Linked DNA regions of Homo sapiens: region 2 is linked to region 1. A link is a loop called in an ENCODE intact Hi-C map of the cell type or tissue named here. Cell type or tissue: B cell. All regions are shown on one strand. Links, peaks and the distances in the headings refer to the core of each region. The heading gives the core; the rest is flanking DNA.

What was found. A loop is a pair of places that touch in the nucleus more often than their neighbours do. Peaks named below come from ENCODE experiments on the same cell type or tissue, not always from the same donor. Only the 100,000 strongest peaks of a DNase experiment are listed, where the experiment ranks them.
Region 2: a loop joins it to region 1, with 4 times the contacts of the local background. A loop is called at or near these places in 3 of 110 quality-filtered maps.

What each region holds. Positions count from the first base shown.
Region 1 is chr22:25,538,865-25,549,116 of GRCh38, reverse strand. No RefSeq gene overlaps it. Among named protein-coding and RNA genes, the nearest start is that of GRK3, 21 kb to the left of the region's middle. In B cell, for the core only: CTCF peaks have their summits at 4,788 and 4,995 (motif pointing left); a DNase peak (open chromatin) is centred at 4,966; H3K4me3 peaks cover 634 bases; H3K27ac peaks cover 291 bases.
Region 2 is chr22:25,650,865-25,661,116 of GRCh38, reverse strand. The region is part of intron 3 of GRK3 (G protein-coupled receptor kinase 3); the gene reads right to left. It also overlaps the pseudogene YES1P1. Among named protein-coding and RNA genes, the nearest start is that of MYO18B, 86 kb to the left of the region's middle. In B cell, for the core only: no CTCF peak of the experiment used is centred there; a DNase peak (open chromatin) is centred at 4,096; H3K27ac peaks cover 4,756 bases.

The sequences.
Region 1 (10,252 bases), core at 1,611-9,610:
GCACACGCCACCATGGCTTGCAGCAATTTGGTTCACACAGACGTACTGTTAAGGAAGTCAGACACAAAAGAATGCATGTTGTTTGAGACCACAACAATGTAAAAGTGAAAAACAAGCAGAACTGGTCAACGCTGATAACGATCAGCATAGTGGTTACCTTGGGTGGATATTGACCAGGAGGGGGAGGAGGGAGCTTCCTGGGGGCTGGAAATGTTTTATATCTTGAGGTAGTCGTGGTTACATGGGTATATACATGTTATTGACCCATGCACTTATTGAGTTACACCTCAATAAAATATGTTTTAAAACAAGAAAATATAAGCAAAGTATTTGGTGCCGACCCTCTGTTCCAATCCCTAACCTTCTTGGCCATAGAGCAGCAGACTGCCTTGATTGTCCTTACCTGAGGCATCAAGAGAGAGGCCGTCTATCATTTCCCAGCCCAAGATTTCTTCCACACAATGATGTTGATCAGTGAGGCAACATGGGTATGCAACTATGTGAATTATTATCTATACCTATGTGAGTTATTATCTACATCTATATGAGTTATTATCTAATCTACACAAACTTGATCAGAGGCAGATGGAGATGCACAGCTTGCACCCTGCCTGGAGTTCTCCAATGCAACACAAAGTCTCTCATTCCTCTGCTCTCTCTCTTCCTTCCATGCAAGATTCTCCTCACAGTGTTCCACCTAGGACCCTTTGAGATCTGCACATCTAGTTCTCTCTCTGTCTCCCTCCCTCCTTCTCCCTCTTTTAGAGACTGGGTCTTACTCTGTTGCCCAGGCTGGCATGTAGAGGCATGATCACATCTCACTGCAGCCTCAGCTTTCTGGATTCAAGCGATCTTCCCAAGTAGCTAGTGCTTCTTCCCATATTCTTGTAATGATAACACTGGAGGTTTGGTGCCTTGAACTTCCATGTTTAGGACCTGAATGGCCCTTAGTAGTAAAAAAAAAAAAAAAAAAAGCAAAAAAAAAAACCTCTTGCTGTGTTCTTCCGGACATACAAATTATATCATGTTCTGTGACCACGATGACATGAATGACAGGGTTTTCCTTCCACATACCTCCATATCACAGACACCAGCTGGTTTTAAAACAACTTGGTTTTCACTGTGCTTGTCCCTGGGCATGACTCTGCAGAGGAGTGTTTTCCTTCACTCACATCAATCTACTCATTCCTACCATATTGTCAGACCTCTTTCATGTTTCCTGTTACTCTCCATCACTGAGCACGCCATAAGGACTCAGTAAATGGGAGCAGTGAACACTCCTTAGCAAACTGAGCATGACAGTCGCTAGAAAAGTGAGCCCTGCAAGAGAGCAGGTTTAACTCACGCAGACCTATCACACTGTTACTCAATTCACCCTCAAGCTGCTCTCACACTCTCCACTCTGACTCGAGGTATAACAACAACTTTATGATGATTAAATTCAATTTTGCTTCCTTCTGAGATCCTTCGATTGCAAGAAGAGAGGCCCTAGCTTAGTGTTTTTTATGCTGGGACTCAAGGCCAATCGGTAGGTCATGGAATACATTTACATGGATGCTAGCAGCATTTTTACATAATGAAGTGAAATAGAATGGAATAAAAATCATCAGAGTGAGTCATACACAGTCAGTTTTAAGCATCGTTAAGTGAAATATTTGTTTCAGATGTGTGTGTGTGTGTGTGTGTGTGTGTGTGTGTGTGTGTGTGTGTGTATTCCACTGCTTTGTATTAAATAAAATGTACTTCTTACCATGGGCCATGGTCAAAGACTTCCAGAGTCCCTGAGCCCAAAAATGTATCCACAAGCATTCCAGTCACTACAAAGGTAAATTAATAAATTGACTTCACCCAAGTGAACTATAGAGTTGAGTTTCTACAACAGAGGTCAGCCCCTGATCTGTGGTGGCCCCAACCAAGATATAACCTCCCCATAAGAAGCTCTGCCAACAACAGCTTAAGAATTAGCCTCACTTTCCCCACTTTAATGTAGAAATGGAAATTGCGACCACAATGATCAATGCAAATTGTTTTAGGTGAAGACACTCTCTGACCCCCCGGGTAGATGTAAGCACTTTAGAGAACAGGCTTGGAGAGTGTGGCCTTTTAAGAGATGAGTCACTCCTAATAGGCCCGTTTCTAGGCCAAAATGAGTGCTGTGTGATTTGGAGCAAAGTGCTTCACCTCTTTGGACTTCTGCTTTTTGACTGTGAAACAAAGAGTAAGTAGGGCTGGGAGGGATCCTTGCAGGGAAGTCTGGAAGCTTGTTGCGTTCAGCTGGTGCAGAGGCACTAGCTTCTCCCTTTTCATCACCTTCTCCCTGGGAGGGAGACAGAATCTTTCCTTCCCCACTACCCTGCTTTTTTTTTTTTTTTTTTTTTGTACTTCTGCATTGCCTCATTCATAGAAAGGAGACGAAGTTAACATAAAAAAGAGGGTTGGCTAGATTATGATTTCTCAACATTGGAAACCCATGTCTCCTTTCAGTAAAGTGGAAACTGTATGTGTTTGGACCACCTTTGCAGGCCTTGTTCTTCCCCGTGCCAAGTTCAGACCAGACCCAGGACATCTAGAAGGGAGAAGGGAGGGAAGGAAGAGAGGGGGAGAGGATGGGAGGAGGAAGGGATGGAGGGAGGAGGAAGGGAGGAAAGTGGAAGAAATAAATCCAACTTAAACAGTATGGCCAAGGGCTGTGGATTTTATTGAAGATGAGGTGGAGATATGAAGGGAGGGATGACATCACTCATCACACAGCAAAACTGCCCCAGTACCCTCTTTTGGCCTCTCTGCTCTTTTTTCCTGTTCTTTGAGTACAGAGACTACATCTACCGGATTATTCTGTTGACAACTTGGTTATGCTGGGAACCACATTTCTCAGACCTCCTTTTCCTGTATGTTCCTAGGTTAGAGTTGCCCCAAAATGAGGTTGTGCAAGACCAGGGAGGCTCATGGGAAGCAGCAGCCGTTACACTCTGAAGGTCATCATTGGTTAGAAGCAGTGAGGGGTGGCCAGACACAGAGGGGCCAGCAGCTTCCAGTTTGTCCTCCATCTTCCCTGCTCTGTATCTAGCTCTCCCCGACCCTGCTGACCAGCAGTGATGGCAAGCCCACCCTCAGACCCTTAGCGGCAGATTCACAGAGGCAGTCACCGTGGAGAACTAATACATTCCATAGACTTCTAGATCAGCCCCTTTCCTGGTGCCTGTGCACCAGCTCAATACACCAAGCTTCGGACTTCCCTACAAGCTCCTGACTCATTCACTTGCACCAGCCCTTGTTAGTGATCCTCAGTGCTCTCAGTGGACCTTCTTCCCCAGCTTCTCCTACAAGCGTGTATCATCTGATTCCTGTAACACAGTTCTTATTCCAAACATACCACCGTGTGGCTCTGCTTCCCGGACTAATCTCTCACCGACACACCTAGTTTCTGACCCCGCACCCAAACCGCTATCCCTCTCTTCAAAGATAGCAGAAATGAGATTCAACTGGAGGTATCAATAAAGAGCTAGACTCTGCAAGTTCTCAAAGTTTGGATAGGAAGTGTGGGCTGAATTCTGAGGACAAAAGGGAGCCATTGAATGTGTTAAGCAGGCACTGGGGCATGATTTGTTTTTTGTTTTTTTTTTTGTTTTGTTTTTTCAGAAAGACTGCTGTGAACATAATGGGTTACTGGAGGGCCAGAGAGATCGTGGGGAGACCAGTGAAAGGGCTGTCACATATGTTCCCAATTATTTATTTTCATCTATATAAATGGAGCAATTGTTCAATGAAAGTTAAACTTTAATCATGGCATGAAAGGGAATAAATCACTTGTCAAGTAAATATTTACTGTTTCTGGACTACGGCTCCTCAATAAAATGTGTCTGTCTCCTCTTTTCCCATCCAGTATCCAGCATAAAAACCAGAATTTAAGAACTCCTCTGCTGGGTGTGGTGGCTCACGCCTGTAATCCCAACACTTTGGGGAAGCCAAAGCAGGCAGATGGCTTAAGCCCAGGAGTTTGAGACCAGCCTGGCCAACTTGATGAAACCCTGTCTCTACAAAAAATACAAAAAACAAAAATAGCCAGATGTAGTGGTGTGCACCTGTAGTCCCAGCTATTTAGGAGGCTGAGGTGTGAGGATGGCCTGAGGCCAGGAGGCAGAGGTTGCAATGAGCTGAGCTGGCACCACTGCGCCCCAGCCTGTGTGACAGAGCAGGACCCTGTCTCAAAACAAAACAAAACAAAAACAAACAAACAAAAAACCCTTCAAATCGTGACAACATGGATTAAATCAACCAAATAAACCAGAAAATATGAACAAGTAACACCGAGAGAAAACAGACACAGGAGACACCTTAAACAGTAACAACAGCAGCGTGGTGGTACCAGGTACCAGGTTTGTAGAAATTTGTTCATCTACAATAAGAAAATGTTACAATATTGAAAAGGAAAAATGGAAGAAAAAAATATCACAGTCTCCCTTGCCATCCTACCACTGCCTTTTCAGCTCCGTTTCAACATTCATGCTTCTTTCAGCTCATCAAGAACAGGTTGTGTGCATATCAATTTCCAGAGCAGTTTTCTGAAGCTCCAACTGTGTATGATATTAGCCTTCTGAGAATTAAGTCCTAAAAGAAGCACCACTATTTTTTTTCTTATCTGCTGGGGAAAAAAATGAAGGATAAGGAAGGGGAAGATAGATTTTGATCGCATATTCTGACTCTCAAAGCAAAACAGAAACAAGATACAGCTGCCTTGAGCTTCATTCTTTTGAATTTCTGCTTTGAGGTTTTCATTCAATAACAACATTTGATTGAGAAAGTTCCCCCCAAAACCTGAAGGGGCCTATGGATCTGAGTTAACAGCATTTACCCAACAGCCCAAAGAAAAATTATTTTCATATGTCCTGAAATTAAGGGAACTATCTTTATTCCCATCTCATAAAAAGGAAGTGAAACGTAATGATGAAGCTGAACTACAGGGGCCCACAGTGTCCTTTTGTTCCCCCAAGTGGATGCTCTCAGATTGCAACTTTGAGGAGAAGCTCATGTAGGTAATAAAAGCTCTGGGAGGGCACAGACCCTGAAATACCAGGGGTTAGGCAGAAATTAAGTGAAGCATCTGAGGAAGCTTCTAATGTTCATTCTATTATTTTTTTGGATGAGTAATCTTCTCTTCCTTTCTATTGGTCGATCTCTCTCTCTCTCTCTCTCTCTCACACACACACACACACACACACACACGCAATTCCTTTTAAAAATACTCTATGAGGCCAGGCGCCATGATTCACGCCTGTAATCCCAGCAATTTGGGAGGTCAGGGTGGGAGAATCATTTGAGTCCAGGAGTTCAAGACCAGCCTGGACAACACAGTGAGACCTCATCTCTACAAAAATTTTAAAAATGAAAAAAATTAGCTGGGTATGGCCTCAACTACTCAGGAGGCTGAGGCGGGGGCATCACTTGAGTCTGGGAGGTTGAGGCTGCAGTGAGCTATGAATGCACCATTGCACTCCAGCCTGGGCAACAGAGCAGGACTCCGTCTCCAAAAAAAAAAGAAAGAGAGAGAGAGAAAGAAAAAGAAAGAAAGAAAAAAGAAAGAGAGAGAGAGAAGAAAGAAAGAGAAAGAAAGAAAGAAAGGAAAGAAAGAAAGAAAGAAAGAAAGAAAGAAAGAAAGAAAGAAAGAAAGAAAGAAAGAAAGAAAATGGAAGTACTCTATAAATAAACCCGGATAACAATTTCCAAGTAGCAGCCTGCTCCCTGTTCCCTGTCACATTGCTCACACTCCCAGAAATTCCTGCCCTCACCATGACACTACAAGTACCTTCTATTCCCTACTCCTCTAAAAAAAAACAACAACAACAAAAAAAAACAACTACTGCCTCTGTTTCACTCCTAAGGCTCTGATTGTTTTTTGCTCTGTGCCAGCCATGTGTCAGGTGCTGGAGGCAGCGGGGACACCAGCACGGGCAGAGGCTCTGCCCTTGAAGAACTCTCATTCTAACAGGAGATAAATGAACCAGATGACTAGAAAATAAATGAACCAGATACTGTGAGTCTGTAAAAGTGCTGTGAAGGAACTAAACAGTAATTTGTAAAGAGTGTCAAAGAAGGAAGATTTTCTTTCGCAGGTGATCAGGGAAGGCCTCTCTGGGGAGAACCTAAGGTAGATTCCAGGAGAAGAAGTCAGCACAAGTGCATTTTAGGCAAAGAGAATAGCAGGTGCAAAGGTCCTGGGGCAGAAATGAGCTCAGAGGATTTAACGTTCGGTGAGTTGTGGGGTGGGTGGGAGTGTAGCTGATAAGGTCAGATGGGTGGAGAGCGGTCAGTTATAAAACCTGTAAAGAGCAATGGGAACCATGGAGGGGTTTGCCCATGTGTGGGAAGGCCTGTATTTCTTTTATGGAATATTCATCATCTTTTTGCCCAAAGTCTCCAAACAATTAGACTTTCCTTGACTATCAAGATAAACAGATATTCCTATGTGTAGATCACTGTAAACACTTTAAGTGCTAGGAATTCATACTAGGCCTCGTAAACTCTAAATTTTAGAATTAGAAGTGATCCCTGAAGATCATTTATTTTGATATTGTTCTGCATTCTCTGAATAACATTGTCTTACTTGATTAGAAAAGTGATAAAGGCTGAATCCACTGAAAATAGTTCGCATGTGAGTAATGAAGACTCAACTAATTCACTTAAACTATATAGGCTACTTATTGACCTTTGAACAAGAATTCATTAGCTTCAGGCAAGGCCTGATCCAACTGTCTGATATGATGTCAAGGACCTGCTCTTTCCATTGCTCTGTTCTGCAGTTTCTAGTGTAAGCTTCTGCCATCCTTAGTATAAGCTTCCTCCTTAGGCTGGCTGTTTGTATAATTACAGGATAGCTGTCTGCACCTACCTACCATGACTATCTATCATCTTCCCTAGTAATGTCTAGTAAAAGCACTCAGGGTTTCAACTTAGCTAGCCAACATCTTAAGATTAAATTTGGACCAACTTAGGTCACATGCCCACCCCTGCACCCCTGAACCAATCACTGTGGCTGGAGGAACACAAGGACCTCATGGCTCAGCTCGGGTTACATATTCTACTCCTAGATTCCAGAAAGTGGGGTCACCTTCCTTAGAATCACATCAGCTAAGATTAGAGAGAGGATGATTTCCCTAAAGCAAAATCAGTCATATTGTCAAAGTTGGGAATGGTAGGTGGATGTCTGAAGTAAACCTTCAGGTCACTTGTCAAAAATGAACACTCAGATACATAATTCTTATAAAGGTTACAGTTAACAGAGCTAACTGAAAGAAGTCAACAGGTGTCACTAGTGACCACCAGGAAGGTGGGTTATATTAGTCACGATATGCAAACTGCTATAACAAACTATTCCTAAATCTCAGTGACTTGACACAACAACGGTTTGTCAAAGAAGTCCAAGATAGCATGGGTTGGAAACCACGGTGCTCCACACAGTCATTCAGGGACCCAGGCTCTTTCCATCAAATAGCTCTCTCCTATACCCAAGGTCCTTGGGGATCTTCATGAGATTTTTTTACATCCAATGAGCAGATGAGGAAAGAGAGCACACAGAAAAGGCACAGCCACCCTTAATTGTCTTGAACCAGAGGTAACACACGACACTTTTGGTCTCTTTCCATTGGCTGGAACTAGTCACGTGGTGCCACCTACATACAGCAGAGCTGGGAAGTATAGAATAGTGGGAGCCCAGGTAGAGGTGGGAACATGGATAGTTGTGAACACCAGCACCTTCCTAACAGTGTGTCATCAATCACAGCTTCTGGAATCTCTGCAGTTCTTTCACATGGTTATTGTAGAAAATTTAGAGATTCCAGAAACACCGTTTTTAATTTTGATAAGTAACCCAGAAAGAGAAGTACAGAGTAGGATGTGGAAGACTATTGTTCAGAAATATTGACTGCCTGTTCCCTCTCCACTAAAAGGACAGAGTCTATTTCCCCCACTTCTTGATGCTGAGTTAGGCAGTGTGACTCACTTTGGCCAACAGAATGAGGCAGAACTCACTATTGCTAGTTCTGGACCTACGTCTCAAGTGGCCTTGCAGTTCTCACTTGCCCTTTGGTGCTTCTGCTGTTGCCACTGGAAGAACATGCTGGGCTAATGTGCTGGAACCAGGAGAAGGATGATAGATACATGGGCAGAGCCACTCTAGCCAATTCTCTCTAGATTGCCCAGCCCTCATTGCTAACCCTCAGATGTGTAAGCAAACCCAGCTGAGATCAACAGAGCCAACCAGCCAAGCCCACCTAGATCAGCCACAACCCACCCACAAACCATGGGCTAAATGAGTTCTTGTTGTATGACATTGAAATGTGTTGTTTATTGTGCAGCAATGAGCCAATATGGTGGAGTTGCTCAAGCTTGCAAAGGATACTGTGTTTTCCCAGGTTACTTTTTTACTGGAGACAATAAAAAAGGGGTAGGAAAATATTACAGAAGTGTCAGGCGCATGCTGAAGGAAATACTCCAGACTCTGCTGAAGATAATATGCTCTGAGATGACACATGACCCAGAGGTGGAATTCCAGAGCCATGGTTAACTTCATCCTTCATGACGTGAATCCAGGGCTTCTGAGGACAAGGGAGTCAACAAAGCACTGTGCATCAGCAAAGAAGGTGCTGGAATCAAGACAGAAAACACCACCCACCACTCACCACCACCACCACCTTCACCCCCACCACTCATAACTATGAAGCATTTATGCCTACAAGTCACGGGGTTGTTTTGCTTACAGAGGAGCCAATATGGGCATAAATGGAGCTGAAAGAGGTTCAGAGACCAAGAGCAGAGAGGAACTACAGACCAAAGTTCCCCATTCTGGAAAGTCAAAAATAATTGGAGAAAAGCTCTGACTTCCCAGTGTAAAAGAGGGAACCTTCCACAACCCAAAGTAGTAGAACCAGCACCTAACACCCAGATCTTTGTTTTTAATGCCATTCTCCAATTACAAAAAAAATTTTGGAGAAATGGTTGATTCTAGGACTGGGGTAGGAAATCTGCAAGATGAGCCTGGAGGATCTTGTAGTGCTAGAAATTGTTCAAACACAACCACACACACACACACACACAATGATGGCGGTGTGTCAAAGAAACACATGGGCCACGGAAAGAGCTCCCAATGGCCAAAGCTGGAACAATTCGAGCAAGAAAATACATAAAGTTGCACTGGATTACAAACACAAGTATTAAAAAAATTCATGAGTTTATACTGATATTCATGAAATAAATACAGAATAAAATAGGCAAATCTCCTGTGCAGAAAAATTGCAAAACATGTACATATACATTCTGCCCTCAAGGAGGGGGAGTCTAACATCCCACTCCCTAAGTGTGGGCTGTGCATAGTGACTTCCCTCTACAGGGGGTACAAGGCAGGGGTGGGTGAAGGAAGAGAAGCATAACTTTACCATAGAGAAAACTGACAGACTCTACCTCAGCCAGGTGATCAAGGTTAAATCATGGTGTCGTAGGTAACCTTAATATGATATGATGAGTTATGGCACTTGATCTTTGTGGTCTCCCTCCTAAAAACCCACCTCACTGGTTTAACCATGAGCAAAACACCGGACCAATCCCGGTTGAGGAGCGTTCTATAAAGAAAACCTAACCAGTACTCCTCCGAACTGTCAAGGTCATCAAAAACAAAGTCTGATTAATTGTCACAGCCAAGAGGAGCCTGGGGAGGCACGATGAGTAAGTGGAATATGCTATCCTGGAAGGGATCCTGGAACAGAAGAAGGAGATTGGCCGGGAGGGGTGCCCCACACCTATAATCCCAACACTTTGGAAGGCCGAGGTGGGAAGATCACTTGAGGCCAGGCTGGTCAACATAGCAAGACCCGGTTTCTACCAAAAAAATTTTTTTAAATAAATAAATAAAGGATATTAAGTAAAAATTAAGGGAATCCAAACAAAGCAACAATTGTAGTTAATGTTTCAGTACAGGTTCACTTCTGGCAAATTCACCATATTAATGTAAGATACAATTAGTGTTAATAATAGAGGAAACTGGGTGGTATGTTAGAATGCTCTGCACAATCTTCATAACTTGTCTGAAATCAAAATCAATTCTCAAATAGAAAGTTTATCGTTAAAAAATGTGTGAACCAGGGCCATCCTTGAGGATGAAAGAGGAAATTTAAGCATAGACTTTGAAGTCAGGCACAGTCAGATTTCGTTCCAAGGTTGTGTTACATTTATTGGTTGTGTGGTCCTGGAGAAGTCACTTAAC
Region 2 (10,252 bases), core at 1,082-9,081, 110 kb before region 1:
AAGAGATTTTTCAAAAATCAACTAAAGCAAATAAGTATTATAGAAAGGAATTAACCCACAGATGAAAGCATTGGCTTTTCAGGTTGGAACCTCAGCTGCACTATAAAAGTATTAACAGACAGGTGACTGGTGACTTCAAATCGTGTATTTTGCTGTATTCAGCAAAGGTAACCTGGTTGGTGTTAAAAATGACTAAATAATGAAACTGTGCTTTAGAAATATTTGCCTTATGTGGAAATGGCTCCCAATGCTCTAACCTGATAACAGAAGGTCCTGGACCTCAGAATTGTTCCCAATTTATTTACAGAAATACTTTTAATCCAAAAGACAAGAAGAGAATGAAAACATACATGAAATATGAAGCTCGGAGGGAAACTGTCACAAAGATCTTCACTATAATGACTGATTAGTACATATGACTTCCTTTCACAAACTAAATAGAAATAAAGGTTACCTTTTACCTTATAGTACGGCTTTCACAGCTTTGAAATCAAAACCAGCAAATCCTATTTATTAGACTCCTAATAAAGATAAGGGCACAGTCATGCAGGTGAGGGAAAAAGGGTACGTGAAACACTGAGGTCCCATGAGTCATATGAGGGCTAGCAGGTTCACACGCTGAGAAATTCCCAGGAACATCTTAATTGTCCTGAAAGATCATCAGTGTTACACTGTGATGGCTGAAATTCACATGGAGTCTTCTTGAAGAAGACAATAAAACCTGACATAAAGGCAGGCAGACTGGGGAAGGCTGATACTCTATCCAACAGGAAAATCTTTATGAAGAATCAGTCCAGTAATGTCAACATAGCCAAAAGACCAGGGCTTAACCATTCTAAGTCAATTCAGGAGAACAAGTCTAACATGTCCAAGCACCATACCAGATGTGAATATGGTAGCTGCAAAGTAACAGAAGCCAGATACCAAAATCCGAAGGAGAGTCGGAAAATAAATCAAAGATTTTTGGCTTGGCTGATTCCTTTTGTTGTATTTTGCTTTAGGCAAATCCAAAGGTTAATGCCAGAATGCTAGGATAAAATGGTAGACTATCACTAAACCAAAGGCAAAAGTTTCTGCCTCTACATAAGAACAGCCTCAAGGGATAATAAGACTTCATGGAATGATGATCCTTGAAAACAAGTGTAATGAAATTTAAGTCTATGTTCCAAGAAACCTGCAAAGCAAATTGACACCTGGTTAAACAAATGCTCATTCTGTGGAAGCTCCTTCCCATGAACAGTCAAATCCCATCATTTCTGGGTAAATCATGCTCTGAACCACAACACTGTCTTGACTAAGAGCCTTGTGCCTTCTAAGCTCCAACTTGACAACAGAAAAGGTAACTCTTGGTATGCAAAATAAGAGCCTAAAGCATCTGTGGCTGTAATTTGGTATTCACTTTCTATAATCAGTAAGACCACTGATTAAAGACCATGCAGTCGACTACCAATAGCTCTAAACAAACATCCTATTGCAGCATATACATAGCAAATGCCATCTCTGACCCCGGAAGTTTGGTTGTCCAGGTAACCTGGGCAGGGAAAGGTCTGAGTTCAAGGTGAAAAGTCTTCCCTACTGCAGGATAGAAACACTATCATCAATAATAAATATTCACAGACCTGTAGTCCCTTTCTGCTTTGGTGGTTACACAGCTCCCAGGTGAACTGGAAGCCTAAATAACCTGAGCCCTAAGAGCAAGCACTTTTGGTCCACAGGTGTCATAGTCTCTGCTTCTGCGCCCACCCTTTGTTCCACCACCATTGTAGTGAGATGGTCTAGTGAAGTCATCTCTGTCTGGCCCAATCCAAGGCTCTCTCTTTTGTCCTTCACCTTATTGACTTCTCAGCAGCATTCAAATCAGTTGTCCACTGATGCCTTCTTTGAAATATTCTTCTCTGACTTCTGTGACCTATCCTCTCCAGGCTTCTCTTTCTTGGTCTCCTTTGGTAGTTCCTCTCCTCTGCTTGACTTCCAAATCCTGAACTGCCTCAGAGCATGGTGCTGGGGGCACCCCTTCTTCACCAGCTAAGTTCTCCCTAGGTAAAGCTATGTAGTCCCACAGTTTCAAATATCAATTATATTCTGATGACTAAGTCTGGATCTCTAGGACTCCTGAGCTCCAGATTCTAAATATCTAACTATCTATTTGACATTTTCAGTTGAATATCTAGAAAGCATCTCAAATTTAACACATCTAAATGAAACCCTTAACTTCCACATCCTCTGTACTCCAGCCAAACGGGCTCCTCTCCCAGTCTTCTTTATCAAAAAAATGAGTAAAATCATCCTCCCAGTTGCTTAAGCCAAAAAATGAATAATCATAGTGATTCCACTCTTTCGCCACGCCCCTGCCACCACCACCCCCTACATCCAATTCATCAGCAAATCACGTTTGCTTTATATTCAAAATATAACACAAACTCAGGCTCTGCTTCTGGTCAGAACCAATTAATTCCTAACAGAACAATCCTCCTGAGATAACAACTAAAATTCTGGACACATAGACAATAAGCACTGAAGAGTGACCAAAGGAACACAGAGAATGGAAAAGGGCATCCAACAGAAACTGTAAGAAAATAAAGAGCCACAGAAGGAAAGCTCCAAAATTCTATGTATAAATCCAGTCAAAATCCCTGGTGGGCCCCATAATGACACATGAGCATGACAGACCCTAAGCAGCCTAGCTGAGCCTTAAAGAACTGAACAAGATTCATCTTCCACCACTGCAGAGAGGACAGGGCTCAGAGTTTGAGTAAGCCAAGTTAACTGTATTCTTCAACGAACAGATGAAAAAATCCATACACCTTGGAGGAGCATAACAGAGTTTAGAGTATCCACAATGTATCAATCACATGTTCAAGATACAAGCTAAAATTATTCTACAGATGAAGAAACAGAAAATGTGACCCATATGCAAGAGGACAAACCATCAATGAAAACCAATCCAAGATAGCCCAAATGTTAGAATTATCAGACAAGGATTTTAAAGCAGCTATTATAACTGGACATAACAGAAAGGATGTTAACAGAAAATATTCATGTAACGAATAAAAAGATAGGAAATAGCAGCAGAAAATAACTATGAAAAGAACCAGATAAAAATGTCAGAAGTAAAAAATAGAGTATCTGAAAAAAACATTCAATGGAATGGCAGATTAGAGATGCCAAAAGAAAATGCCAATAAATTTGAAGACAAATCCACAGGAAGTATCCAATCTAAAGAAAAGAAAGAAAAAATATTGGGGGAAAACTCAGACAGGGCATCCAGGATATATAGGACAGATAATATCCAAATATCAAATATATATATAATCAGTCTTAAAAGGAGAGGAAAGAAAGATTGAGGTAGAAAAATAATCCTTTAAGAAGTAATGGCCCCTAATTTTCCCAGATTTGGTAAAAAATATATATATAAATTTACAGATTCAAGAAACTCAGCAAACTCCACAAAGGATAAATACAATATCTAAAATTACTTCACTAAAAAGCAGAGGCTGTCAGAATGAGGGAAAAAAATAATCAAGACACTTTTATATCTGTCTAAAAGAAACACACTTTATATATAAAAACAAATTGATAGTAGAACGATGGGAAAAGATACCTCATGAAAATAGTAAGCATAAGACTGAAGTGTCTACATCTGTATTAATATCCAGTGAAGTCAATTTCAAGACAAAGAATATTACCAGAGATAGACACATTTCATATGGAAAGACACAACAATCAAAAATGTTTCTGTACTCAATAGCAGAGCTTCAAAAATTATGGAGAAAATGGACAAAATAAAAGAAGAAACAGACATTCTACAATCATAGTTGAAAATTTTAACACCCTTTTCTCAGCAATTGATAGAACAACTAGATATAAAATCAAAAGAGATGTAGAAGGTATCATATCAACTACCTTGACCTAACTGATACTTATAAAACATGACACCTAATACTCCTCTGTTTTAATTTTTCCACGGGCATTAGAATAAAATGTAAATGTGTTACTCTGGCCCCAAACACTCTGCCTCTCTCTTCAACCTGATCTTATCTCACACTACCTGCCCCTCTCTTCATGCAGTACAACCAGACCACACTAGTCCTGTTTCAGTTCCCCAAACATGCCCAGTTCTTTCCTACCATGTTAGGGGCTCTGTCTTGGCCACAACTTTAGCCTAAAATGCTCTCCCCCTCACCAAGCTTCCATCTTCAAAAGACCAGCCTCTTTAACATTCAAACCTGGGTTTAGATGTCATCTCCTCAGACAGTCTTTGACCCATCAATCTAAAGTGGTCACCAAGTCACAATACAACATGCTGAGTTTTGAGTAGGTTTTGAGTCATTACATAGCAGTTTTTACTTCCAGGTACATTTCCTGTTTATTATTTGTTTCTTGTCTGTTTCTCTCAACCAGAATACAAGCTCAAAGAGATAAGTTCTTTGTATCTGTTCATCTGAACAGTGTCTGGCATAATGTTGGTGTTTAATAAATATTGGTTATGCCAGGAGTAGTAGTAGCTCATGCCTATAATCCCAGCACTTTGGGAGGCTATGGGGGGAGGATCACTTAAGGCCAGAAATTCAAGACCAGCCTGGGCAACACAGTGAGACCTCATCTCTACAAAAATTTTTAAAATTAAAAAAAAAGTATCTGGGTGTGGTGGTACACCCTGTTATCTAAGCTACTCAGGAGGCTGAGGCAGGAGGATCACTTGAGCCCAGGAGTTCAAGACTAGAGGGAGCCATGATTGCACCACTGCACCCCAGCCTGGGTGACAGAGTGAGACCCTGTCTCAAAATTTAAAAAATAATAAATAAATATTGGTTGAATCAGTGAAAAAATCTATATAGTAACTTTACCTTGGAATAATATTTATTTTCTCTTTCCCATTATTTATTTTTAAATCTAGGCATAATGTACATATTTCTATAAGCTGCCTCAAAATCTAACTGGAATAAGAAGTATATAAATCAACACACAGAGCAGTAGCTGTGGGGCATCACTGTTCTATGTGTGTTGTGTATACACACAACCACCCTACAAGACAGGTACTATAATCATTCCAGTTCTTAGCTAAGGAAACCCAGGTAGAGAAAAGCTTTCCCAAGTTTACACAACTAGTAAGCAGTAGAGTTGAAATCCAGGCAGTCAGAGTTCAGCACTAGAACTTTCAACCACTATGCTGCACGTAACGGAACAGCATATTATAGACACTATGGTTTAGAAAGCAATTGTTCATCTGGTGTCCTATTTGAAACTCACAGTTAGCCTGTGAAGTAAGCAGAAGACGATCACTAGCCTCACTTTATAGATGAGGTAACTGAAGTTCAGATATGAAGCCCTCATACTATGACAGCCTCAAGTACAGGGACAGTGTCTGCATTTGTAAGCTCAGGGTCTGACATAAGGTAGATACTTCAGGGTTTGCTGAATGACTTGCCCCATATCCCACAGCAAGTAAGAGGCACCGTTGCACCTAGATCCTAGCTAGGTCTTCTGCTGATGAGTCAAATAATGGTCCAGATGAAAATGCTGACCACACACACACAAGCAGCAGGCACATGGTAGGCATGACATGAGCATTAGACAACAAACAGTGTAAGAATCAGAGGAGTCAGCCATCACAGAAGACGGAAATAGCTGCACAAACAGACTTGCTAGAAAATGTAGAAATTTTCCATATTGAGCTAGACCTTAGAGAAAGCTAGGCTTTCAACAAGCGAAGCAGCAGCATTCTAGGCTGGGGAAAGGACACAGTAAAGTAACAAAAAGAATGGGCTTGGATTTGGGGAATGCTGGTTAGTCAGGTTTGGCCAACGTAGACATTCTATGTAAGAAGGTAGTGAAAACTAACAGGGAGAGGTAGGTAATAAGTAATGTAAAGATACTTTGAATGCCAGGATACGCAGTTAGAACTTTAACATGGGAAATGGGTAACTGTTTGGGGACACAGGAAAGTGGAAATACAATGTACAAAATGTACATTTCAAGATACCTGACAAGAGTTTTCTAGAGATTGGGGTCACAAATCAACAAGCAGAAATTAAAGAAAAATTACTAAACTGACAAAAATGAGGGGTCAGAGAAGAATTACTAATAACTTCAAAGTGTAAAGGCTGCATTGACTTAGAGAAATGCACTTGAGCCCCAAGAGTGGAGGATATCTTCAGCCAAAGAATACAGAGCAGGTTGCTGAGGAGTTTTGCAGCATCCTCCAAGGGGATCATCTGATGAGCCAGACCCACCATGTGCCAAGCCAGAAGAGAGGTGAGAAGAGCTGGGGAGGATGCCAGCTAAGAGAAACACCAATGCTTCAAGTTCAAATGGAAATGCATGAGCAGCAATCACCACCATATCTGCAATAAGTACTTAGGAAATAACCACAAGTAGATTGCCCATCTGTTTCAACCCAGCAAAAATTATCTGCTAAAGGAGATTTCTCTGTGTTTGACAAGGTGACTTAGTAAATGCTGAAACTGGAGAGTTGAAGTTTTTAGAAACACAAGAAAGAAATTTTTTATGACAGATCAAGCTGGGATACGTATCCAGGTAAAATGCCTGATTATGATTCAGACTGAAATAATAAGGTCACTGAGTAAAATCCTTTTGGATTTAGCTTACGTTTTTACATTATGGTAAACGTACATCATAATTTGACCCTTCTTCCTAAAAATACATTAACATAATTTTCTAAGTTTTCATGTGTATGTATATTTTTATGTATATTTTCATATATAAATGAGAAAGAAAAGAATATTCCTCCAATTTTCAAATTTTTACAATGATGACTAATATCAGGCAGGTCCAGTCATGCTATGCTTTCTTTTGACCATTTAATGTTTTAGGATAAAGATATATCACACTAATAATAATGGTATATATCATTTCTTAAATATATTTTCATTAAAAATAGTTTCTAATTTCTATTTTACTTTCCTCTTTGACTTATAAATTGTTTAGAAGTATATTCATTTTCAGGCAGTTAAGGATTCTTTAGTTTAACTCTGTTATTAAATTTGAGCTTAATTCTATTGTCAGAGAACATGCTCTAAGCAATTTCAATCATGAAATTTGTAGAAGCTTCCTTTAGGACTCAGCACATGATCTATTTTGATGCTCCATGTGTACGTTAAAGAATGTGGGCTGGGCGCCGGTGGCTCACGCCTGTAATCCCAGCACTTTGGGAGGCTGAGGCGGGCCGATTACGAGGTCAGGAGTTCGAGACCAGGCTGGCCAACATGGTGAAACCCCGTCTCTACTAAAAATACAAAAATTAGCTGAGCGTGGTGGCGGGTGCCTGTAGTCCCAGCTACTTGGGAGGCTGAGGCAGGAGAATTGGTTGAACCCGGGAGACAGGTTGCAGTGAGCCGAGATCATGTCACTGCATTGCCTGGGCAACAGAGCAAGATTCCATCTCAAAAAAAAAGAATGTGAATTCTATTTTTGCTAGGTGCAGCATTTTACATATGTCAATTAGGTCAAATTTACTCATCATTTTATTAGGATCTTCTATATCCTTACTAATTTTTTGTCTGTCTGTTCTATAAGCTCTAGAAGGTTATGTGTTAATATCTCCCAACAGGATTATAGATTTGTCATTTTATATCTGCCAATTTTTGCTTTATATTCTTTGAAGTTATTTGTAACCTACAGATTTCAGTTTGTGATATCTTTTTGTTGGATTGGCCCTGTTATCATTAAGAAACATATCTTTATTTAAAAGCAGCATTATTGCATAGTTTGCCTGATACTAGTGTAGTTATGCCGGCTTTGCTTTGGTTAGTGTTCGTATTATATCACCTCTTCCATCCATGTGTTTATATCTCTTGTAAGCAGTATATTGGGGGAGGGTTGGTTCTTTATCCAGTCTGAAAAACCTAATCTTTTACTTGGAGTATTTAATCCTTTACATGAAATGTAATTACTTAAATAGATTTGTAGCTACTTACTCTTTGTTTGCAATTTGACCCACCTATTTTATGTCCTACTTATATTCCTTTTTTTGCCTTTCTGTTGATTAGCAAATGTTGTTTTAATTTTTCCCTCTTTTAACTTGTTAGATATACAGTCATGTGGAGCTTAATGACAGGGATATGTTCTAAGAAATGTGTCAATAGGCAATTTCATAATTGTGTGAACATCACAGAGCATGCTTACAAGAGCCTACATCGTATACCTACTACACCCCTACGCCGTATGATGTAGCCTATTGCTCCTAGGATTCAAACCTGTGCAGCATGTGACTATACTGAATACTGCAGGCAACTGTAACACAATGGTAAGTATATTCAAACTTACCATTTGAATATACTTACCTTTTGAATATACGTACCTTTTACTGAAAAGGTACAGTAAAAATATAGTATTAAAATCTTCTGGGATCACTGTCATATACGTGGTCTTTTGTTGGCCTAATATCATTATGCAGTGCATGACTATATACACTATTCTTTTATAAATTATCTTAGAAATTAAAATAAACATCCCTGACTGATTACAATCCAATGGAAATTATTACTTATACTAAAATTATTACTTACACTAACCCCCAATAATCCTAGAAACTTAAAATATTTTAACTTCATTAACCTCCCCTGCATTTTGTGCTACTGTCATGCAATTTAGTTCTAGATTATTTTAAGCTCGAGAAACACGACATTATTGTTTTATACAGTCAACATTCATTTATATTTTACATACATATTCACCCTTCATGCTCTCCATTTCTCCCTGCATCTCCATCTGGATCATTTTCCTGCAAGCTCCGCCTCCCGGGTTCACGCCATTCTCCTGCCTCAGCCTCCTGAGTAGCTGGGACTACAGGCACCTGCCACCACACCCGGCTGTTTTGTATTTTTAGTAGAGACAGAGTTTCACTGTGTTAGCCAGGATGGTCTCGGTCTCCTGACCTCGTGATCCGCCTGCCTTGGCCTCCCAAAGTGCTGAGATTACAGGCGTGAGCCACCATGCCTGGCCAGATCATTTTCCTTCTGACTAAAGTACCTCCCTTTAGTATTTCTTGTCATGCAGGTCCACTATTGACAAATCCCTCAGTTTTTGTTTGTCTAACTATATCCTTATATCACTTCATTTTTTAATGAGAATTTTTTATTTCAATTATCCACAAAACAATATTATAATACTTTATAAAAATATTAAGTTTAGGCTGCCATTATTCATTTTAAAAAGTGTGCTAGAAGGCTGTTTTTGCTAACTTCCTTTTTTGGTAAAGGTTAACTTCCACATTAAGACACTGAAGACGAAAAGCTGTTGGAAAAACTCTTCAAATGTACAAAGTTGTTTATTTTTCTTGGCAATTTAAAAATACAGAACAATTTAAAATGAATACACATTAAGTTAGTGTTTTATCCCTACTATACAATTGTTATTATATAAGGAACTGCTCCATTCAGTTAAAACCTAATGAATACCATCAACTTTTCCTGGCTTACTTTCCTGATCAGATTTAGTACATAACATAATTTTGTTACCCTTTTGAATATACTTAGAAAAATTACAATATCATAGTTCACATAAAGCCCTTTAAGAATCTCATGTCACAAGTTGTTGACAAGAGGAAATAATGACGTCACTCTTCTTAGGAAGACCCTCTTGGTAGAGAGTCAATACTAAGCAGGTTATGTAAACAGAAAAAACAACCACAGTTTTTAGTACGAGAACCATTGCCAACTTGCATGAAGTCCATCTGTCACATTTTAAAATGGTTTGAATTTGAACGTATATGCCATGGCACAGAATTTCAAATCTAATGATTAAATCAGGTAAATAATGATAGTTAAGAATTATATCCTGAAAATAGAGGAACCTAGTATAAGGTTTAATTTAAGGTGTGACTGTAAGAGAGTATTTTATAACATACACACTAGACCTTCATTTTATTTATTAGATTTAATTTTTCCTTTGCTAGACACTTATACCACTAATGCTGCTATTCAAATTTGTATTTTGAAATTTTTTAGTTACTCTTAAAAATAGTTTTATTTTGTATGTTTCACTTTTGCACTTCAGGGTAAAAACTGTTAAGTTTAGGCTGCCATTATTCATTTTAAACAGTGTGCTAGAAGGCTGTTTTTGCCAACTTCCTCTTTTGGTAAAGGTTAACTTCCACATTCCTTTTCACCACTGTTAATATTCAGAATAAGTTTTCCTCCCCAAATCAACTATTTAATATATTCTAAAGGGGAAAAAATGACCACCATTAAGTAGACTTTAAAAGTGAATATAGATTCAAACATGATTTGAA